Linked DNA regions of Homo sapiens: all the other regions are linked to region 1. Evidence: chromatin loops called from intact Hi-C (ENCODE). Cell type or tissue: heart right ventricle. All regions are shown on one strand.

Region 1 (8,000 bases):
ACTTTGTGTGTCTCTTTTCTCAAGGAGAGACTAATAGCATCTTTATTTCTATGAAGAATAGTTGCATTGTGTTAGATAGAAAAGAATATTTTATTTTATTTTATTTTATTTTATTTTATTTTATTTTATTTTATTTTATTTTATTTTATTTTTGAGACAGTCTCACTCTGTCAGCCAGGCTGGAGTGCAGTGGCACAACCTTGGCTCACTGCAACCTCTGTCTCCCAGGCTCAAGCAATTGTCCTACCTCAGCCTCCCAAGTAGTTGGGATTACAGGCGTGTGCTACCATGTCTTGAACTCCTGACCTCAGGTAATCTGCCTGCCTCAGCCTCCCAAAGTGCTGGGATTACAGGTGTGAGCCACCACGCCTGGCCCATTTTTTCTTTTGAGTATGGAAGTTTAAATATAAATGCTGATTAACCAATAGAACTGACTGTGGGAGTTAGGCTTCGCCCTTGGCTCCAACCCTCTACCTTCTAAAGTCAGCTTCCTGTCTAAGGCTAGGTCTCTGCAAACCATATTCCTGCCTTCTTACCTGGCTCCATGTCGAGCTCACACCAGTAACTAATTCACCCTGGTAGCAGATGTTCCTTCCCTTAGTGGCAGCTGAATCCACGTTGCAACTTTCTAATGTTTGAAAAAGCTGCTTTATTGCATCCCTGCTCAGAATACCAGCACCAGCCAACTGGCACCCCTTATCAAAAGTCTGAGTTTCAGATCTCCAGGGTCCCTCCTCCAAGTTTCTGAAGTTTTAATAATTCCAGGTTCTGTTCTTTCCTGTCTACTGGTAGGGTAGAGCATCCTTTCATACGCTTATTACCCCTGTGGGTTTCTTTTTCTGTGACTTCTCTATTCATATCTTTGCTCGTTTTGCTTCTTTCACGTCTTTTTCTTACTTGAGTCCTTTAAATATTCTGAAGACAAATTCTCACTTATTTGCATTGCAACCATATTCTCAAAGTTTTTGGCTTGCCCCCATCCTTTAATTTTTTTTTTAATTTCAGAAGACAGTTTCTCAGCTTTCACCATGTGCCTTTATCTTTCCTGGTTTCCATCTCTGATTTTATTTTATAATGGCAACAATGTGTTTCTGTCTTAATAAAGTGGTCCACCAGGATTGCTATCCCAGTGGTTTTTAAACTGCAGTCAAAACATTAAAGACTGGCGAAATCAATTTAGGGGGTCCCAGTCAGCATTTTAAAAAATGAAATAGAGTAGAATAAAACATATCAGTAGAGCAATATCAGAATACATCACACTGTTTAATAGGAAGGAAGGAAGGAAAGAGGAAAGGGTAAGAAAGGAGGTGGGTTTGGACAATTTATTTTATTATTTATTTATTTATTTTTGAGACAGAGAGTCGGTCTATCACCCAGGCTGGAGTACGGTGCCCAGCGTCTGCCTCCCGGGTTCAAGCGATTCTCTTGCCTCAGCCTCCCGAGTAGCTGAGATTACAGGTGCCCAACACGCCCGGCTAATTTTTATATTTTTAGTAGAGACAGGGTTTCACCATGTTGGCCAGGCTGGTCTTGAACTCCCGACCTCAGGTGATCCGCCCTCCTCGGCCTCCCAAAGTGCTAGGATTACAGGCATGAGCCACCGCGCCTGGCCAGGTTTGGACAATTTAGTTATGACCCAGTGTCAAAGTTTTTATTACAATGTTGCGGCAAGAAATGAGGCTTTTGCTAAGTCAATTCAACAAGTGTCTATAGGTAAGGACACTTTACAGGAAAAGAGAATGACTAGATAATCATTGTTAGACTGGATACAAGAAAAAGAAAGAAAAGTTCTAGTTAAGGATTATTAGATTTATTAAAAGACAGTTAAAGGCCCTTGGATTCCTTCCCTCCAGGGTTGATATTAGCTGTGTACATAGGTAACTGGTTTCTAACAAGAGGTCATAATCTCATTAAAATTCATCAGAAAGTGGCTTAAGCATTTAATCAGGCATACAATTGATTTCCAAGAAGAGTTTTGTGGCTTATATTCCCAAAACATCCTTGTCCCAGCCAGCGTGTGGGACAATCTTTTATTTTACAGTGTATATATTTTATGAAAACTTGTATTTCACTACATATGTACCATATCTTGAAGCAAACTTTATTTTTGACTGTGTCACTGTCAATGAGGTTTGAAAAACACTGCTGTTCTTAAGAGCTGAGATCCAATCAAGGCCTCAGGAATTCCTGGGGTCCCTAAACCTGTCCTTGCCTGTAGTAAACCTCTCTATCTCTGCAGGCACCTAGGGGAGGTTCTCCTGGATGTCTTCACAGACATCCTGCATAGCTGTTAAACTCAGAAGTCTATCCATCCCACGTCTGCTTTTTGCCATATAAGATTTCATTTGCAAAAGGGTCCCAATGCTAATGATCTTTGAACATCATCAAGCTAATGTAATCCCATTGTTTTACTTTGAGGAAACTGAGGCTCGGAGTGAGAACACCTTGCCAGTCGCATGGCATTTGGTCCACCTGCAGTTGTACTGCCCCCACCAGTCTACCAGAGTAGCAAAGATTTCACCAGTAGGAACTCATGTATTTAGTGTTAATGGCCTGTCCACATTTCCCTTTAAAAAGACCAGGAGAGGCTGGACATGGTGGGTTATGCCTGTAATCCCAGCACTTTGGGAGGCCGAGGCAGGTGGATCACAAGGTCAAGAGATGGAGACCATCCTGGCCAACATGGTGAAACCCCGTCTCTCCTAAAAATACAAAAATTAGCTGGGCGTGGTGGCACATGCCTGTAGTACCAGCTACTTGGGAGGCTGAGGCAGGAGAATCACTTGAACCCGGGAGGCAGAGGTTGCAGTAGGCCAAGATCGCACCACTGCACTCCAGGCTGGTGACAGAGCAAGACTCCATCTCAAAAAAAAAAAAAAAAAAAGACCAGGAGATAAGGGCTAAGTAATTAAATTTCTCCTTAGTGTATATTCATTGATCAGATTTTTTTTTACCAAGGCTACTTCACCCATTAGTCATGATAGGGTATAGTCCTAAGGCCTGTGAATTGTTCAAGGGCCTACAAAAATGGCTGAGGCCCAAAAAACTCGTTGCCTTCAAAATACAAAAAGAAAACAAAATTGAAATTAATAAGTGATATAGTTTGGATACTTGTTCCTTCAATCTCCTGTTGAAATTTGATCCCTGGTGTTCGAGATGGGACCTAGTGGGAGGTATTTGGACCATGGGGGCGGATCCCTCATGAATGGCTTAGTGCCATTCCTGCAGAATTGAGTTCTCACTCCTGGTTCCAGCGGGGGATATCGCTGCTAAAAACAGTCTGGCAGCTCCCCTCTCTCTTGCTCTTTTGCTCTCTCCCTGTGATGCCTGCTCTCCTTCACCTTCCATCATGAGTAGAAGTCCCCTGAAGCCCTCGCCAGAAGCAGAGGCTGGTACCATGCTTCTTGTACAGCCTGTAGAATTGTGAACCAGATAAATCTGTTTTCTTTACAAATAACCCAGCCTTGTATGTTCCTTTATAGCAATGCAAAATGGACTAAAACAGTAAGTCCCAATGTGCATAAATTTTAGTATGTATCATATGATATGGATCAGGATCTCCAAAAATAAGAATGTGTATGGTCTAGGAAGGTCTCAAAATGGCTCTTTCAAGGTGTCTATACACTGATATCCAGGCTCCAAGGAGATGATAGTGTGGAGCCTTCTCTCTAAAAGTCCTAAGACTGATAGATTCAGCACAGTATTTGGCCCGGAGTGGCCTGAGACAATACATTTCTTTCTTTTAATTTTATTTTTTTTGAGATGGAGTCTTGCTTTGTCACCGAGGCTGGAGTGCAATGGCACCATCTCGGCTCACTGCAACCTCCTACTCCTGGGTTCAAGAGATTCTCTTGCCTCAGCCTCCTGAGTAGCTGGGATTACAGGCACGCACCATTACACCCAGCTAATTTTTCTTTTTGTTTTGGTATTTTTAGTAGAAACGGGTTTTCACAGTGTTGGCCAGGCTGGTCTCAAACTCCTGACCTCGGGTGATCCGCCTGCCTCTGCCTCCCAAAGTGCTGGGATTACAGGCATAAGCCACCGCCCCTGCCCCAAAGTGTTGGGATTACAGGCGTGAGCCACGGTGCCTGGCTGGTAAACATTATTTCGTGAAACTTTTTTGTTTGGAATCGCAGTGTAAAATATATTTCTGGGAGTCATGGTCAAAAGAGTTGGAGAAAAGTGCGTCTCTAAGTTTTCTCCCAATTAGTGCCCCCTCTTGAGTTCCTGGCCATCTGTTAAATGTGTGCCATGACAGACGATGGACAGTAGAGGGCAGACAATCCCCGCACAGCAGCAAAGGCTGGACTTCGGAGGAGTTGGAAACCACAGGCGAATGCCAAGCAGGACAGAAGCCTGAAGCCAGGCCTGAAGCTTCTGAAAGAGACAGGGCACACGTACCTGGTCCTCCTAGGCATCGCAGCACTCTCTGTGTGATATAACTGCAGCCACTTTCCAGTCTCCATCCACAGGCTGGATCCTTGTCTTTGGATATTTTTCACCTCCCTGGGAGTACTTCCAGGTGTCTAGTTACTTTTAAACCAAGGTCCTGTAAAACCATCTTTGTTCCGTCACCCAGGCTGGAGTGCAATGGTGCGACCTCAGCTCACTGAAACTTCCACCTCCCAGATTCAAGCGATTCTCCTGCCTCAGCCTCCTCGAGTAGCTGGGACTACAGGTGCGAGCCACCACGCCCGGCTAATTTTTGTATTTTTAGGAGAGACAGGGTTTCGCCATGTTGTCTCCAACTCCTGACCTCAGATGATTCTCCTGCCTCAGCCTCCCAAAGTGCAAAGGGATTACAGATGTGAGTCACTGCACCTGGCCTGGCACTTTAATATCGTAGAGCAGAGAACACACACTGAGCTCTCAGTCTCCCCCAGGCACTGTTTGCAGCACTCTACATGTACTAACTCATGCACTCCTCACACCTAGGTGAAGTAGGTCAGGACACTGAGGATTGAGAAGCTTAGGTGACTTACCCAGCATTCCTGGCTAGGAAGAAGCAGAGCCAGGATCCAAACCCAGGCTAGCTGGCTCCGGAGCTTATGCTCTCAACCAGCAGCCGCTGTTGGTACAAGAGGAATAAATGCCTAGTCTTCTACCTACTGTATCTACTCCTAAGGATACTGAGGGTGTGATGTGGTCGGGAGAAACCCTGGAGGCCATCAGAAGAGCAGGGGATATTCAAGCCTAAGATGGGAAGAATGGGTAGACACCACTTCATTCTGCTATCTGAAGGGCTGTCTTTGTCAGAGGCAGCCTCAAGAGCAGAACTAGAATCAAACGGTGAAAAGCTAGGAGGATTTGGGCTCAGAAAAAAAAAAAAGAAAGACTTTAAAAAATGTATTATAAAATCTGGCCGGGCGTGGTGGCTCACGCCTGTAATCCCAGCAATTTGGGAGGCCAAGATGGGTGAATCACGAGGTCAGGAGTTCAAGACCAGCCTGGACAAGATGGTGAAACCCCGTGTCTACTAAAAATACAAAAATTAGCCGGGTACAGTGGCAGCTGCCTGTAATCCCAGCTGCTTGGGAGGCTGAGGCAGGAGAATCGCTTGAACCCAGGGGACGGAGGTTGCAGTGAGCCGAGATCGCACCACTGCACTCCAGCCTGGGCAACAGAGTGAGACTTCGTCTTAAAAAAAAAAAAAAACTTTATTCTACAGACAAACATAGGAAGCCCCATTGAAACCCCAACACTGTGCCACGTCTGTGTCAGATCTCCAGGGAAAACATTTCTCACAGTTGAGCCAGCCCTGTGGCGGTGAGCACTCTGTCTTCTAAAGCAAGAGCAGACAAACGCTGGGCAACCACTGTGGGGGAAGGTGCCACAGAGGGCATTTAGCTTGGCGTCAGACAGGAAGCCTGGGGGGTCCCAGGTAGCCCGAGTTTGAGGGGGTGGGAAGGAAGCAGTGGGAAGTCCCTGGGTTACATCTTCCTCCTTGAAGTCTTTAGCTTTTCCCTCTCCTCCTGGTCCCTTGCCTAGGTCAACAAAAATGTCTCATCTCCCCCTGCCCTAACTGGACTCCCATTTCTCTGCCTCTTGCCCACCCCTGCACACCCTAAGCCATTATTCATTTTATTTCCCAGGCTCTTCAAAGAGCTCTCTACCCTCGCTGCTCACACGTCCCCGTCCTGATCGTTTTTCCCTGCCCTTGCACTGCAACCTCACCAAATCTGTCCTTCCCAATGTAACTTCGTGCTGTTTCCCCTTCCCAATCCAATGGCTTCTTCTCGACCCCCAATTTCTCTGACCTTTCCGTAGCATTTGGCTCTGGGGACAATTCCCTCCTCATCAAAACTTTTTCCTCTGTTGTTCTCCGTAAGCCTGAACTCTCTCTCCCCCTCCCCCCACACCCGGCAAATGTCAGTGGTCCCCAGAATTCTTTCCTCCGCCTTAGCTTCTCACTTTGCACACTGCCCCGGCGCTCACATGGCAACCGCTGCCTGACTGCGGATGTCTCTCTCGCCCAGGCCTCCGTCCTGAGCACCAACCTCTCACAGGCTGGGAATCTTGTTCTGGATTAATTAGTTTCATTTTTGTTGTTGTTGTTGTTTTGAGATGGAGTCTCGCACAGTTGCTTGGGCTGGCGTGCAATGGCGTGATCTCGCTCGCTGCAACCTCCGCCTCCCGGATTCATGCGATTCTCCTGCCTCAGCCTCCTGAGTAGCTGGGATTACAGGTGCACACCACCATATCAGGCTAATTTTTTGTATTTTTAGTAGAGACAGGGTTTCACCATATTGGCCAGACTGGTCTCGAACTTCTGACCTCGTGATCCGCCCACCTTGGCCTCCCAAAGTGCTGGGATTACAGGTATGAGCCACCACGCCTGGTCAACCTTTTCTATTTCTCTATAGCGCCTACTAAAATGGGACTTGATATTATTTATTCATTGCTTAATTGTTTATGATCTATGTTCCCCACGGGAGAGCAAGGACTTTGACTTGTTTACTCCTATATCCCCAAACCTAGAACAGCGTCTGGCACAGAGCCAGCATGCAGTAAGTGTTGGTGGAAGGAATAAATGAAGGAATGAAGGAATGGTCGGGATGAATTTCTTGCCTGTGGTTCACTGATGAGAAGCTGGGGAAGGCTGAAGCAAACTCACACGTGCCCCTGACCTCGGTTGCTCCTTCTGTCAGATAAACTCCTGTTTGTCCTCAAATTCCTGCTCCATTTCCACCTCCCCAAGGAGACTTGCCTAGTCCTTGACTCTGAGCCCACTTCCTGGGTGTTCTCGCTCCCCACCGCTGCTGCCTGTTTTTACAGCATCCATGTGGTCACTCCGTGAATGATTCTTTGTTGTTTCCTCCTGTCTCTCCCGTGAGATTGAAAGCACATCAAGGGCAGGCCTGTCACAAAGCCTCTTTGTGTTCTGTAGCTATGCGTGGAGCGAATGAACAAGGTTGGGCTTGTCTGGACCTGGGCACGGTCACTGAATGTTCTTGGCCTCTGTAAGGAAGGGCATCCCCTTGGCAGTTAGCAGGGCAGGCACAAGGGGCATAGCATCCCCAGAACATGATGAAGGGCACCTTTGAAAAGCTAGAGAGGCTTTGGATAGAGCTGGAATTGTCTGGTGACATGTGCTCATTCATACTACATGGTCATTATACTACGTGGTCTTAGAATATGTCAAATTCTCACCTTTTCATCCACCCACAATTCACTGAGTTCCCGTTCAGTGCCAGCTTCTGTGATGGGTAATAGTGGTGGGAAACATGCAGAACTGGATGATCAAGTTTAGAATGAGATCGTGCCTACTGTCGGAGCAGTCCAGGAGGGGTGACCCCAGGATCCCTTCTTCCTTTGCCTTCCATCTATTCTAAATTGTCTTCAGCTGGTGATGCACCAGCTGGGCATCCAGACGTCAGCTGGCTTAAACAGACCGCTGTGCTTGCAACAAGCAAGACACTTCAGAACTTGCAGAATCACTGCATCCCTTTCTTAAACCAAGACCCAACCCCACCATCTCTTTCTTTTCCTTTCTGGTTTGG
Region 2 (8,000 bases), 170 kb after region 1:
TAGGTTTTCCAATCCATTAACTCATAAATCCCTGCATTTACTAAGAATTTCTTTAATTTCTTGAAAAAATGATTTTTCAGTGCAAAACACTTGCACATCTTTTGCTAGATTTATTCCTACATATTTGATGCTTTTAATGCCTAATGGCTAATTTTAAAATGATTCCATGAATCAATGAAGGTTCACTTTTTCCCCGTATCTACTGAAACAGAGTATTGTGAAAATGAATAATGATTTCTCTTCTTTTTTTTGTTTTGAGACAGAGTCTCACCCTGTCACCCAGGCTGGAGTGCAGTGGCACGATCTCGGCTCACTGCAACCTCCACCTCCTTGGTTCAAGCGATTCTCCTGCCTCAGCCTCCTGAGTAACCGGGACTACAGATGCATGCCACCATGCCCCACTAATTTTTTGTATTTTTAGTAAAGACAGGGTTTCACCATGTTAGCCAGGATGGTCTCAATCTCCTGACCTTGTGATCCGCCCACGTTGGCCTCCCAAAGTGCTGGAATCACAGGCGTGAGCCACCATGCCCGGGCGCCTTCTCATTTTTAACACCTACCTATTTGCACAATTATTTAGAACAGGCCTATCTACAGGGTGGTATCAATGTAAGGGTCAACCTATTAGGAGAGCCTAACATCTAACATTGCTGACCTGAATGAAGGTTTCATTTACTGGAAATTAGAAAACTACAGTCCTCAGACCAGGTTTGATCCATAAACGTGTTTGTTCAGCTGGCCCAGTGTTATAAATAAATTAAGTCAGTTACCAACATTTAAAACGTGAATAAATTCCTGCTTTCCAGATTTTCTTGAAAAAATCGGACAATCAGGCAACACTGGGCTCATGTTCTTTCTTGGAAGCAATGGGTTGAAACTGAGTAGCAGCTTCCTCCTTAGATGGGGCACACGTTCTCCAGGTCCCCACAGTCCCTACTAAACCCTAATGCCTTACATTCAATCCCTATGCTACCTGCTTGGTCCCTATAGATAGTCGAGTTGGTTACCCCTGGTTAATCCCTTTTTGGCATTTAGCCGACGTTGGTTGTTTGTTTTGTTTTATGTTTATTTTTGTTTTGATTATTTAAGGATACTATCTTTTTTTTTAAATGTGCTTTCCTGAGATCTTTGCTAAAGAACGCTACCTTTTAAATACTGTTTTAGGCAGGGTGCGGTGGCTCGTGCCTGTAATCCCAGACTTTGGGAGGCTGAGGCGGGCGGACCACCTGAGGTCAGGAGTTCAAGACCAGCCTGGCCAACATGATGAAACCCCGTCTCTACCAAAAATACAAAAATTAGCCGGGTGTGATGGTGCACGCCTGTAATCCCAGCTACTCAGGAGGCTGAGGCAGGAGAAGCGCTCGAACCTGGAAGGCAGAGATTGCAGTGAGCTGAGATTGTGCCACTGTACTCTGGCCTGTGTGATGGAGCGAGACTCTGTCTCAAGAAATTTAAGTAAATACTGTTTTAAGTAAGGAATTGTCAAGAGAAAATGACTCCTTTTAAGACTCAAGTAAATGTTCTTCTCTAGAAAAACTTTTCCAATTTTTCACATCTACTCCGCCCCGTCTTTGTTCCCCTACCCCAGCACCTATCTGGTTATACACCTGTCCCTTGGTATCCTCAGAGGATTTGTTCCAGAGTCCCTGACAGACACCAAAATCCATGGATGCTCAAGTCTTTTATACAAAATGGTGTAGTGTTTTCATATAACCTATGCACATCTTCCCATATACTTTCCTTTTCTCTTTCTTTTCTTTCTCTTTCTTTCTTTCTTTCTCTCTTTCATTCTTCCTTTCTTTTTCTTTCTTTTTTTTTTTTTTATGAAACAGGGTCTTGGTATATCACCCAGGGTGGTCTCTAACTCCTGGGCTTACAGGATCCTACTGCCTCAGCCCTCCAAGTAGCTGGGACTAACAGCACATGCTACCACACCCAGCCAGTATACTTTAAATCATCTTCAGATTACTTATAATACCTAATACAATGCAAATACTATGTAAATAGCTGTTGAACTGTATTGTTTTTATTTGTATTCTTTAATTGTTGTAATCTTTTATTGTTTTTTTTTCCTAAGTATTTTGGACCTACAACTGGCTGAACCCATGGATACAAAGGGCTGACTGTATTCTGATGATTAATTTTTGTATCTTTATCCTCTTCAAGTTAGAAGCCCCTAAAAAGCAGAGATTCTGATCATTCCCTGTGATATGCCTAGTGTGTAGTACATAGATGCCCATAGATGCTCAATAACTGTGCATCAAATCAACAAATAAATGAATGATGGGTGGCTGAAAATCAGGCTGGGTTACCTTGTGTCTATCTTAGGGCAGTGAACTTAAACATAGAACCTGGAGAATACACATGATTTTCTCTAATATTCAAAAATAATATGTTGCCACATCTGAACATGACACTATAGCTAAACTCAACAGCCTCATCCTAGCATGTTCACGAATATGCCAAGCATGTTGTCTTACCTAGTTTCTTGTTCACATCGCTTTGAGATTTTCTTGTGGTCTTTTCAATTTCATCCACAAGCCTCTGGCTTTCTGCGACCAGGCGTTCTGATCGGGACCTTTGAGCGTCTGCTCTGTGGTACTGGTTCTTGTTAGCAATGTGCCACTCTGAGGGCAGGAACTTGGGTGGAGGTTGTAATAGTTTAGCCATTTGAGGTTTCCAAATTCCTGATCAAAAGCAGACTCTTTTAGATTAAATGAAAGCAATTTGTCCTTTTTTATGATAATTTTTATTCAAGGATGACATATATACGGAAAATTGCATAAATCATAATCTGTACACAAAATAAATCTATCTGTGTAGCCGGCACCCAAACCAAGAAACAAGCATTACCAGCATCTCTAACCTCCTCCCAGTTACTCCACCTCAAGCCCCTCAGGGTAACCAGTATCCTGACTTTTAACACTACAAATTCGTTTTGCTGTTTTTGAATTTAACATAAATGGAATAATACAGTATGTATTATTCTGTCTCTGACTTCTTTAGCTCAACATTATGTTTGTAAAATTCATCCATATTGTCTATATGATTGCAGTTTGTTCGTTCTCGTTGCTGTGTAGGTGCCGTTATATGAATAAAATCTAGCTGTCTTTTCTACTGTTTATGGATATTTGGGTTGTTTACACTCCAGGGCCATAATGAGAATGCTATTAATAGTCTCATACATGTCTTTTGGTGAACACGTGTATGCATTTTTATAACTCATTAGAATTGTTGGGTCATGGAGTAATGTTCTGCCAAACAGATGAGCCCAGAGATGTTTTCTTAAAAAAAGAAGAAGAAAAAGAAGAGGAAGAAGAAGGAGGAGGAGGAGGAGGAGGAGGAGGAAATGTAACATGTGTAAACTGACAACTGGGTATTGAACTTGTTCAACACATAAAAGAATCTGAAAACTTCCAGGACAAAGAAAAGGAGAGAACAGGAAGGGGAACAACACAGGGGAAGCCAGCTGGCAGAGGCTGTCGGCAGTGGAAACGCTAAAATTACCCATTTCATCTTCATACAACTCTGATGGACCATGAGAACTGCCTTCCTCAGACAGGGCTGAAATCTGCCCCCACTCCCATCTCTACCCTAAGGTCTGAGTCCCTGCTCTTAGGGGCCTCTGGATCTCTGAAGCCTTCACATATATAAGGATGAAACTAGAGTCAGATCTTGACTAGGCTGAGAACCTCAGCCCACCCAGCCCCCTCAGACAACATGGAGTTTCTCCGTTTCTTCCTAGCCCAGTCCCTTTTATGGCTTCTACCGAATTTATCTGAGTGTGGAGCCCAGCATTTAACCCAAGGCTCCTGGATAAGTCTGAATAGCCCCCAGAGAGGTGGGGACCTAAATTAGGGCTCATCCCAACGTCATAAGGATTTGGTTAGGCGGGGAGGGTTGCGGGTAGGGGTCGGTGGGGTGGGGTCATGGTTTACTTACCTCAGCGCCACACAGAACCACTACGCAAGCTCGGGATGGGAGCCTCCTTACCCCAACTGGAGCTTCCAGCTCTTGCAGAACAGAGAGGTAAACAACGCGGTCTCCATGACAACAAGTGACGCGTTGCCAGGGCAAAGAGGGCTGGTTCCGCCACTGAGCAGCCTGGCCAAAGGCTTAGCGCAGGCGCAAATTCTGCGGACCCCAGAGCCAGAGACCCAGGAGTGTGGCGTGTGGGAAGGGTAGGGCCAGATGCTCCGGCCACCTCAACCTACCGCGAAGACGCGGGGCACCAAGCAGAAGACAGCGGCCAAAGCCCCGAGCTGGGAGTCAGGAGACCTGCGTCTAGTCCGAGCCCTCCCGCGGGCGGGATCATCTCGGGTCGCGCTGTACCCCGGCTCTCAGACTTCCCGGCTGTACAGTGGGGTTGGGCTGGGCGATGCCTCCAGGACCTCGCAGTCGCAGGCGAAATTGAGGGTTAAAAATCAGGAAGCCAAGTTGATTGTTTCTGTAAGCTACAATGAGTTTCCTCCAGAGTTTGTATAGGTCTGTTACCACAACTGGCTTATTTCTGCGTGGGGCGCCCGATGGGGCACTCTGTGAGGGCAGGTGTGTGAGTAGAACGCCTTCAGGCAAACACTCCAGAAGTCACTCTGCATCCACTAGGAGATGGAAAATATGGGAGAAAAATTAAATCTGAGGGGATAGCTCCAGAAGATTTAATATTTGTCAAGTAGGACTTCCAGAAGGAAAGAAAAAAAGAGAGAGAATGGCAAAACAATTGTGAAAGTGAGAGAGAGATAACTTGAGCCAAAGACTCAAGTCTTTAGATTAACGACCCACCTGAAATTAACACACACCCCCATTCCTTACATATAGTCCTCCCTGTGGATTATGCATATAATCCATAGAGTGATTAGCTCCAGGATCCCCCTCAGATACTGAAATCTGCAGATTCTCAAGTCTCATATAAAGTGGTGTAGCATTTGTATATAACCTACGCACATCCCTAGATAGGCATACTTTACGTCATCTCTAGATTGCTACAATACCTAATACAATGCCTAATACAATACCTAATATAGTGCCTAATACAGTGCCTAATGCAATACATAATACAATACATAATACAACACCTAATACCTAATATAATACCTAATACAATGCCTAATACAATACCTAATACAATGTCTAACCATGCCTACTCATCGCTTCATTCGCATGGATTCAACATAGCACTCAGGGTGCAACAAATTCAAGTTTTGCTTTTTGGAGCTTTGTGGAATTTTTTTCCTGAATATTTTTTATTTGTGTGTCATCGCATCCAAGGATGTAGAATCCACGGATAGGAAGGGCCAACTTTATACCTATTCTGGTGGAATTTCTTAATTCAAAGAATAAGAAGAAAAAGAAAGAATAGGTATCAAGTGTTTCGTCTCTAACACAGGTGGCTAGAAATGATGGTTGCTAGAAATGATGCTAGGATAATGCCTTCAAATTCTATAGAAAATTATTTCAAATCTGGGATTCTACAACCAGTCAAAGCATTTCATGTATGAGAGCAAAATAAAAGATTTCTTTGGACATGCCAGTACTCAAAACGGTGAGCGTACATTCTTTATGGAAAAAAATAATAGAGCAAAAGTGAAAAATCCAGAAAGAAGAAGATACTGGACATAAGACATAGTGGAACCAACCCAGCTGTGTGATGAAAAGAAAGCTCGGTGTAATAGCTACCGAACTAAAAAGCAATGAGTCCAAATTACAACTAAAAGTCAAAAGAAGTTTTGAACAATATCTTTAAGAAGAGTTATACAAACTATGATTCATAACCCAGAAGTATAACCACATGGTGAGTTGAAATTATGTCTCTTCTGAGCAATAAAAAGTAGATAAATGATGACAGTCTCCGTGATGCATGCCTGAGGTGCCATCACTTGGAATGCCTGGGAGGTATGGCTTGAGCTCAGGAGTTTGAGACTGCAGTGAGCTATGATCACACCATTGCACTCCAACCTGGGTGACACAGACCCCTATTAAAATATTTTTTAATTTTTATAAGTTAAAAATAGACAAATACAAATTCTGAGAAAAGTTAAAAGCTGCACAAGGGCTGGGCATGGTGGCTCACACCTGTAATCTTGGCACTTTGGGAGGCCAAGGCGGGAGGATTGCTTGAGCTCAGAAGTTCAAGACCAGATTGGGCAACATGGTGAGACCGTGTATCTAAAAAAATAAAAATAAATAAAAAACCTACAGAAGAAAGTTATAAGTATGAAGAAAATTAAATTTTGATGTCATTTTCAGAGTAGTATATGAAATACAAGAGATGGTGCCAAAAGTCACCACCCCCTCATGATCATCCCTGCTGAACTCATTCATTCTCTGAACTCATTCATTCTCTGAACTCATTCATTCTCTGAACTCATTCATTGATTTGTTCAACAAAGATTTGTTGACCACTCTCTGAACTCATTCTCTGAATTCACTCATTCATTAATTTGTCCACATACCTATTGAACATCTATGAAGTATCAAGACCTGTGCTAGACACCAAGGATAGATGAAGATAAAACACAGTCTCTGCCTTCTGTGGAGATTACAGATGCACAGCTATTGACACAGCAATTCAATTCCACATCTAGGGATTTATCCTACAGATACATCTGCACATGTGCAAAATGATGTAACTGTGTGTAAAAAGTTATTCATTGCAAAATTGTTCTTAATAGAAAAAAATTTACATATCCCAAATGTCCACCAAGAGGAGACTGATTAAATAAATTATGAAACAGTCATAGAGTATTTTTTACTGTAAAATATATAATTAGAAATCTTTTTTACATCTCTTTGATATGGAGTGACCAACGAGATATATTAAATGAAAAAAGCAAGGTTCAGAAGAATTACATATATAGTATTTTACCATTGTTATGATAGAAAATGGTAAAATGTAATTGTTTGTGTACCCCTAGAATTTCTCCAGACAGATACATAAGAAACTGGTAACACTGGTTGCCTCTGGAAAGAGAACTGGATGGCTGGGGTGTGGAGGGTAAAGGAGGCTTCACTGAATAATCTTTTGCCTTTTGAGAGTTGTACAATTATTATCTCTTTTAAAAGAATATAAAAATGCAGAAACTCTTTATAATAAATGATTTCAGTAAATGAATGACACAAATACGGCAGCCGATAGAAGAGCAGGAGGTGTGAAAGCGTTGAGACAGAGCTAACTAGTTATTTTGAAACCAGAAGAATTCAGAGGGAGATGAACAGAGGCAGTATGTCTAGGAGACGACACACTTAGCCAGGGGCCTGAAGACTGGCTTCCAGCCTGGATCTCACCACGGACAAGCCTCAGGTTTCCCATCCTCGATAAATCTGTCATGCTATCCTGAGTATTTTATGGATGCAAAAGTGCTACCCAAACATCAGATCTTATTCACTTCTTATTTAACTGTCATACAGTGGCCACTGTGACCCTTGACCTCTGTTTTGGTAGCATTGCCAGTAGTATTGGGATCTGTGTCAACTTCCCCACTGAACTGCACCTAGATTGGGGGGAAAAGACTCCCTTCATATAATGGTATTGGTAAGATGTGAATTGTTTTCCATCTTAGGTTTCACTGTGGAGCAGTGAGTTCATTGATAAGAAACCACTAGCCCTTTATTCTTGCTATTCCTTATAATAAGTATCAATATCACAGGCCATTGTGCGAAGCTGGGCATTCAAGACCCTAGTGTTCTGCGTCTGTAGCGGGGACTTAGTCCCCTGTTGTATGACGCTAACCCCAAATTAGCAATTAACAAACATGATAACTTAAAAGCTTTTCATTGGAATTTTAACCTACCAAATAACTGTGATGTGCTTTTAAGAGGCCCTTAGGGGAATAAAAGGATATAAAGCATGTGCTTCCCCTTTGAAATAACAGATTTTCACTGCCAGTAAGGATGAAGAGATGTTCTCCACCATCTTTCTTTCAGGTGTTCACAGCAAATCAACAAGGAATAAAAAAATGGGAAAGATTCATAAGACACTGATCAATTACAGGACTGTATGG
Region 3 (8,000 bases), 230 kb after region 1:
TTATCTTGAATTTGAGTTTCCTCAACACAGCTACTTGGTCTCTTTAAATCTATTTTCTATCTTTATGCTTTCTTCTTTCTTCCCTGGAAGGATACTATTATGAGCTTTCATACCCTTCGGCTAGTTACTTCTCTCTTTCCTCTTTCCTTTGGGCCCAGGGATGGTGCCAGCTACACTGCTGCCAGCCTCAGGCTCCTGCACTATCCCTTTTTGGTTCCATCACACCCTATCCACCATAAGTTGTTCCTTTGTAAATAAACCCTCCTCTAATTATTCTAATTTAAGTGTTCCAACTGTTTTATATTGAGTCCTTGACTGATATGGGAAAATTGGCAGAATATGAATCTCCTAGTACCATCACTGAGGTGTAGAATACTGAAAGTTATTATGGAAGAGTTCTGAGATCTTAGCAGTATAGAGCATTGCACAGTCTTATTCCTCCATTATGGAGAAGAAGGGGCTATTTGGCATGTATTTTCTGAATTTGGGAGCATATTTTAATATAGCAACTCATGTTTGCTACTGTTTGAATGAAGAAATTTCACTGAGCATTTTTTAATGAGACACTGGTCAAGAGTGCCAAGCCTGAAATAATCATAATGTATTGTGCCTTAGAAGAAGATGCAGGCCATTTTCAACTCATTTTACTTCTCTGCAGCCCTTAAAGGGTAAACAAGAGCATGTCAGGGATTCCTGTGGCTCCATATGAAGGGTCGTGGAGACTAGCAGAAGGGCAGAAACCATCAGACTGCAGTTTCTCCAGGCTAAACAATGGAACATCCAACCTGAAAATGACGTTGGGATAGTGTCCCGATGAAATACGGATTTCATTCTAGAAGGAGTTCTTTTGGTAGCAAAGATAGGCATGAAGCTGAACATTGCTCCAAGAAAACCAAACATTGCTTATAAGAACCATATAATGTTCACACAGGTAGCCAGTAGCAGATGGCAGAGATACATTTGACTACTTACTAAGTGGTTTCTTCATTCTCTCTTTGCTTCCTTCATAGGAGATGTATGAGAATATGAGACTCAAAGAGAGAGAAAAAAGGGAAAGTTCATTTTTAAAAAAAAAGATAAAAAGATAAGCCCTCTCCTTTACTGTAAGCCTCTAGGTTCAAAAACAGGTTTAGCTTGAGTTAGGACAGGTGGAGAGGAACATAGTTTAGGAAAGGAGGCTGGAGGCAAGGAGATGAGTCTAGAATGGACTTTGATATGGAAGCTATAAAAGAAGCAATCTTGAATATTGAAACAAGAGTATACTATTAAACAAGAATGATTGGAAAATTGTGGAGTTGGCCACGAAACTGTTAAGCAAACCGCTACTCAGGAGAAAGGAAGAGTTATTAGAAAAGGAACACAAGTTCATGTTTATACTTCAACTCTTGAGACTCACTGCAATTCCCTTCTGACAGGAATTTTTTTTTGTCTTATATATGGTAGAGTTAATTGTTCTAGAAGCCTACTTCAAGCTAACTTAAGCAACAAAGTGGGATTTATTGGAAAGCCGCTTGGGTGTCTCACAGAACCCAAGGAAGAGAATTGAGCTGGATTTCACAGGACCTGGAAAACCCTCAGAAACTCAATTGTTCTCTCTCTTTCTTCTCTCTCCAGTCAGAACCTTCAGGAAGGGGAGAGTGGCTCATGGGCTGAGTGGATAAACCACAAAATGGGTAATATACTATAGGTGAGTTTTAAGTGACAAATGAAGTCTAAGCTGTTATTGCACTGGTCGGTGACTGAAACTGAAAATGGGAATTAGAGGTTAAGTGGAGGGAATATGTTGCCAAAATGTTAGAAGGATCTTCTTCAAAGAGAAGTTGAGGCTCTAGAGGATAATGGTAGGGCACAGAGTGGAGGTGAAGCTTGTGAGGGGTGGGGGTCAATGGGGAGGATAGGAGAGCATTCCTGATTTTGAGGAGGAAGGATAGAGGGTTTTACTGGTGAATGACGTGAGTAAGTGTCATGACCGCTCGTATTCTCAGGATTCTTCAGTATTGGGAGATGTGACTGCAGTGGACAGGGCAGTGTCAGAGAGACTAGATTTTATAATAGAAGCTTTTAAATTACCTACCCATCACCAACTTATCAGGAGACTGACACTGTCCATCTCCTCCAAAAAAAAAAACTGACCTGCCCGGCACTTTGATGTCCACCAGTTGAGCTTTATGTTTATCAAGAATAGTTGTGTAAACTTCCAAAACTGTTTATGGCAGGCACAGTGGCTCACGCCTGTAATCCCAGCACTTTGGGAGGGTGATGTGGGTAGATGACTTGAGGTCAGGAGTTTGAGACCAGCCTGGCCAACGTGGTGAAACCCCATCTCTACTAAAAATACAAAAAAGAAATTAGCCAGGCGTGGTAGCGGGCGCCTGTAATCCCAGCTACTCAGGAGGCTGAGGCATGAGAATCGCTTGAACCCAGGAGGCGGAGGTGGCAGTGAGCCGAGATCATGCCACTGCACTCCAGCCTGGGTAACAGAGCAAGACTGTCTCAAAAGAAAAAAAAACTGTTTATATCAGTTATATTTGTTATTGTAATGATGAAATTTATAGACAAACTAATGAAATAGGAGTATAAACATACCAGTATTTTTTAAAAATAAGTTGAATATTTTATGACTACATAAACAATAATCTTTTAAAAGTCACTGTCAATTTGATGACTAGGAGTCAGCCATACAACTATAAAAGGTTTTGAGAAAACTGTAAAGATCTAAATAGAGGCTGCATTTAGTTTTTTTCCCCACAAGAACCTTTAGGTTCTAGACATTTATTTCAAATAAATGTCAACTCATCTGGATGTAGCTTATGCAAGAAAGACCTAGAAGAGCTCTTATTATGGACCCCCATTCAATGAAAACACAATGGCCCTTTATTTCTCTTTCAACATGAGGAGGTGGAAGGGCTGTTCAAGCCCTTCTGTTCACGATAGCCCAGGAGGTCCAGGAGAGAGGCGAGCCGTGGGTGAGCAGGAGTGTCTGGGGAGTGTCAACTTTCCATTGAAAAATACCCCTATGATCAAGCCATTTCACTTCCGTGGCAATCTTATTTATGTATTCACCAAAATTGGGTGGGAGCTAGTGTTTAGCTGTCATCGTCCGTAGGCTGCTGTGTTTGGCTCATGGCAGGGTGTGAAACTGGCATCAGGGAGTGTTTGCCAAGTGAATAAGGGTGAGGCTGCCCTTTCCAGAGCCGCCGGGAGAAACTCTGGATACAGAGACCCTAGCCTGGCGCCAGTCCCAGCGTTCCTCCTAGTCGGGGAGGAATCTGTGGGTGGGAGGTGGGGAGCCTGAAACCCAAATACAACAGCCACTCTGGGCTGGGCGTGGTTCCCTGGGAGCTGGGTCTCAGATCCTTTTAAAGCTGATTTCTCCCCGGATCTCCGGGCAAGATGGGCAAGTACACGGTCCGCGTAGCCACCGGGGATTTGCTCCTGGCGGGCTCTCCCAACCTGGTGCAGCTATGGCTGGTGGGCGAGCACGGGGAGGCAGACCTAGGGAAGCAGCTGCCACCGGTGTGGGGAAAGGTGAGCGCGGACTGCGGTGAGAGCTGGGGCCCTGGGACTCAGAGGTGTCACTGGGGGCCGGGGCCATTCGGAGGGTGCTGCTGCCCCACCCATGAGAAACCTGGGAAGCGGGGTAGGGGCTGAGGTCGGGTGCACTTGGTGCGCCTGATAGGAAAAGCGAGAGGAACAGGAGAGATGAGAGGCATTTTCCTGCCCGAGCGGAAGGACAGAGACGCCCGCTGGGGTGGGCACGGCAGGCCCGGGGGGAGGCTGGCGCCCCGCAGTACCAGCTGCTCCTCCTCACCTCCACCTCTCCCCGGCTGTGCTGTGGAGGGGAAACGGAGCCAGGATTCTCTGAAGGTTCACCGACCCCGCCGTCCTCCCTGAAGACCCCAAAACCTGAGCTGTGTACTGTCGCGCAGGAGGCAGAGTTTGAGATCGACGTCCCCCTGCACCTGGGGCGCCTCCTGATGGTGAAGCTGCGCAAACACAACGTGCTGTTGAGTCTCGACTGGTTCTGCAAGTGGATCTCAGTGCAGGGCCCGGGGACCCAAGGCGAGGCCTTTTTCCCCTGCTACCGCTGGGTGCAGGGCCACGGAATTATCTGCCTGCCTGAGGGTACTGGTGAGCTCGGTGGAGAAGGGGCACAGCCCCTGGCAGGCTGGAGGAAGAAGCGGGTGGGGGGAGGCTACTGTAAAAGAGGGAAAATGAGAGATGAGGGAGATGGGGAGAAGTGAAGGGGGAGGGTGGCTGATGGGGAGACCCGAGCGCGGAGGGGTGACCAGGGAGGGCATGTGCTCTTGTCCCTCTCCCCCAGCCCGGACCGTGAGTGATGACCCCCAGAACCTGTTTAAGAAATATCGGGAACAGGAGCTCGAGGAAAGAAGGAAGGTGTACCGTTGAGCCCCAGGAAGTCTTTGATCCCCTACCAGATCCCAAGAAACCTGCCACCTGCCTCCTTACCCCTACCTGTGTGTTCTTCCTCCAGGTGGGGCTCCTGGAAAGATGGGTTAATCCTGCCTATAGCAGGGAATAGGCAACCGGACCTTCCTAGGGACGAGCGATTCCTCGAGGATAAGGATTTAGACTTTAATGTCTCCCTAGCAAAAGGGTGAGTACCAGGTAGAGGCTGGGCACTTGCTTCCTAGGGCACAAGGTGGGATGCTTCCTTGATCTTCTTGCACTCCATTCTTTCCACAGGTTGAAGGACTTGGCCATTAAGGGGACACTGGATTTCATAAATTGTGTGAAAAGGCTGGAAGATTTCAAAAAAATATTCCCACATGGAAAGACTGTCCTGGCTGGTCAGTTTTCACAACCTCCCAAAACCAATATACAGACTTCCAACCCAGGGATTTGAAAAAGGAGGGGGATGGAGGATTAGATCAGTGGGATTAGGAGTTCGGAGCTCAGAGCTCACAGGGTGCTCCCCAATTGATGTTCCTAGAGCGGGTTTATGATTCTTGGAAGAATGATGCCTTCTTTGGGTACCAGTTTCTCAATGGTGCAAACCCCATGCTCCTGAGGTGTTCTTCAAGGCTCCCAGCCTGCCTGGTGCTGCCTCCAGGGATGGAAGACTTGAAGACCCAGCTGGAGAAAGAACTCCAGGTGCTGCTGGGCTTTCTGCCCATCCACCATCCCAGCCATTACCCCCACCTCCCTTCTCCTCCCATCTCCAGCCCCTTCTCTCATCTCCTCCATCTACACCCAAGGTTTCTCAACGTTGGCACTATTAACATTCTGCACCACATAATTCTCTGTTGGCTGGCGGGGGGGGGGGGGGGGGGCTTTCCTGTGGATCGTAGGGTGTTTAGTAGCATTCCTGGCCTCTACCCATTGATGCCAGCAGCATCCCCCCGGTTGTGACAACCAAAAATGTGTCTAGATAGTGCTGAATGTCCTGGGGTTGGGGAGAGGAGGAATTGCCCCTGATTGAGAACATTGATCTACAACATCTCCTCCTGTATCTTCTTTTCTTTCTCCACATTCCTCTCTTCCTTCTTCATTGAACATATATCAGCCTTAGGGAAAAGCGCAAGCTTCTGGAGAGAAATAGCAAGAAAAACTAAACAAAGCCTTGGAGAGCTAAAAGCTGAATCTGTTTTTGGGGGGAGATGGGTAGCTAAAGGAAATATTTTTGCTACATTGGCTAAAGCTGGCAGAAGAGGGGATACGTGAAGAATGCAGTGGCCTTATGTGGTGGAAAACCAGAAACTTCGCTGCAGGGAGCTCCAAGTCTGAAGGAAGACATCAGTCATGAAAACTTTGCATTCAGTTTTTTGGTTCTGCAGAAAGTGATTGGTGTTTAAAGTAAAAAAGACTTGGGTGGGTAGAGGAAGGATCCACCCTGGAAAATGAGAGAAGGGCAGCTCCAGAAACAACTCCAACCCTGTTTTCTATTCCTGCCCCTGGCCCTGTAGGCTGGATCTCTGTTTGAAGTGGATTTCTCCTTGCTGGATGGAGTCAAGCCTAATGTCATCATTTTTAAGCAGCAATGCGTGGCAGCCCCTTTGGTCATGCTGAAGCTTCAGCCTGATGGAGGACTCTTACCCATGGTCATCCAGGTGAGAGGGCCCAGGTATTTTTCTACCAGACACTGATCTCCTTTAGGGACTTAGATACACAAGTTCTCAGCCCCCACTCTCTCTCCTGCTCTAGCTCCAGCCACCTTGACACGGATGTCCCCCACCTCTGCTCTTTCTGCCCTCGCATCCCCCCATGGCCTGGCTCCTGGCCAAGACCTGGGTCCGGAGCTCTGATTTCCAGCTGCAGCAGTTACAGTCACATCTGCTGAGGGGACACTTGATTGCTGAGGTTATTGCTGTGGCTACAATGAGAAGCTTGCCTAGCCTCCATCCTATCTACAAGGTACTTCAGCATCTCTGTCATTCTGTATCTGACTGTCCTTCATATTTCAGACTCCTACAAAGAGTCTAACCTTGTACATTTCAGTCTAGCAGCAATCAATTTATATGTGGAGACACATACACAGATACATACACACACGCGTACACATACACAGTAATATGGAAACACCCAGGACACACACTTACTATGAGTTGGGGGGAGAAGTGAGAATAGGTTTTGCAAAGGAGTTGAAATTTTGGCTGAGGAGGTTTCCAGGTGGGCAAGTGAGGGGTGGAACATTACAGCCACAAAGATCTAAAGAGGCGAGGAAAGAAGGGAACATGGATAATGGCTGAGATTGGGTGAGATTAAAGTGTAGGGCATGAGTTGGGATGAGGAGGAAGAAGAAGTGGGAGGAGATGAGAGAAGAAGCCATGTTACTTAGCGGGGAGAAGAATCAAGAGTTATTTTCTGACCATGTGGGGCTTCCAATGCCTATAAAGACCCATTTGCACATGTCAGGAGGGCAACTGGATATGTGAGTCTGGAGTTCCTAGAAGAGGTGTAGGTTGAAAATACAGATTTTAGAGTCATTAGAAAACAAAAGTATCAAAGTCATTGTACTGGATGAAGTTCTCTAGGGTTTGTAGAGAATTTGACCGAGATATAACTCTAGGGTGAACCAACATTTACAGACTGAGAGAAGGGAGCAGAGTGAGAAAAGAAACAAGAGAAGGAACCTCATTGAGGTAGGAGGAAAATCAAAAAGTGCAATCCATGGCAGCCAGGAAAAGAAAGCGTTTCAAGAGGGACGCGTGATTATCTGTCTCAAGTGCTGCTGAGAGATCAAGAAAGTTACAGAGAAGTGACATTTGGATTTCTCAATATGGAAGTCATTGGTTAATAAATGGACATGCGCCATCTCAGGGAAGTGGAGGAAGCCTGATTCATGGGGGTGAGCAGCAAATGTGAGGTGGGTAAGCAAAGACAACACTGAGTGAAGATTTGCTGTGAAAGGGAAAGCAAGAAACAGGGAGATGGCAAGACAAGGATGTGGGGGTCAAGCACAGGTTTTCTTTAGGGTATCCAATATTGCACATGTTTGTATGACAGAGAGAGGAGAAGGAATATAATTATAGGAGGGTGAAGGCAAAAAGGGATGGGCTCATATGTGGGTACCTGCGAGGATATGGGATTTTTAGAATTCTTCCAAGGACATGAAACTGTGGAAATAAGTGAACTCCTAAAACTTTCACCACGGGATGCTCTGAGAAGACATTTTCCCATCTCTATATTCCCAAATGTTACCCTGACCCACTCCAATTTAACGAGAAGTCTCTCCATTTCATAAAGACCCATCCTCTCCCTTCTTTTCTGTCACTTCCTTTAACATCCTCTTCCCTCATGGATGCTGGGAACTCTCTTATTTGACCATGTCCCATTTCTTTCTTCCATAATCAGCTCCTGATCCCCCACTTCCGCTACACCATGGCGATCAACACGCTGGCCCAGAGTAGTCTTGTCTCCGAATGGGGAATTTTTGACCTGGTATGGAAATGGATGGGTGAAGGGGAGGATGGTTCAATATTGGAAGAATCCTAGGGGTTGTTTCCCTTTCCCATTCCTCCCCCAAGCTCTCCTTCCTC

The links. A loop is a pair of places that touch in the nucleus more often than their neighbours do. Peaks named below come from ENCODE experiments on the same cell type or tissue, not always from the same donor. Only the 100,000 strongest peaks of a DNase experiment are listed, where the experiment ranks them.
Region 2: it touches region 1 in a loop (4-fold over the local background); 75 of 110 quality-filtered maps call a loop at or near these places.
Region 3: a loop joins it to region 1, with 3 times the contacts of the local background. A loop is called at or near these places in 11 of 110 quality-filtered maps.

What each region holds. Positions count from the first base shown.
Region 1 is chr17:6,661,916-6,669,915 of GRCh38, forward strand. No RefSeq gene overlaps it. Among named protein-coding and RNA genes, the nearest start is that of MIR4520-1, 10 kb to the left of the region's middle. In heart right ventricle, a CTCF peak has its summit at 4,271 (motif pointing right); a DNase peak (open chromatin) is centred at 4,306; H3K27me3 peaks cover 2,330 bases.
Region 2 is chr17:6,827,707-6,835,706 of GRCh38, forward strand. It overlaps TEKT1 (tektin 1), which reads right to left and starts at 4,023. Exons shown (of 8, transcript NM_053285.2): 1 at 3,943-4,023; 2 at 2,481-2,687. The coding sequence starts at 2,670. RefSeq lists a silencer at 3,986-4,035. In heart right ventricle, no CTCF peak of the experiment used is centred here; a DNase peak (open chromatin) is centred at 4,055; H3K4me3 peaks cover 605 bases; H3K27me3 peaks cover 6,608 bases.
Region 3 is chr17:6,890,389-6,898,388 of GRCh38, forward strand. It overlaps LOC124903908 (a long non-coding RNA gene), which reads right to left and starts at 4,558. Exons shown (of 2, transcript XR_007065597.1): 1 at 4,477-4,558; 2 at 2,852-4,168. It also overlaps the pseudogene ALOX12P2. RefSeq lists enhancers at 3,292-3,793, 3,794-4,293. In heart right ventricle, a CTCF peak has its summit at 3,996 (motif pointing left); no DNase peak of the experiment used is centred here; H3K27me3 peaks cover 5,946 bases.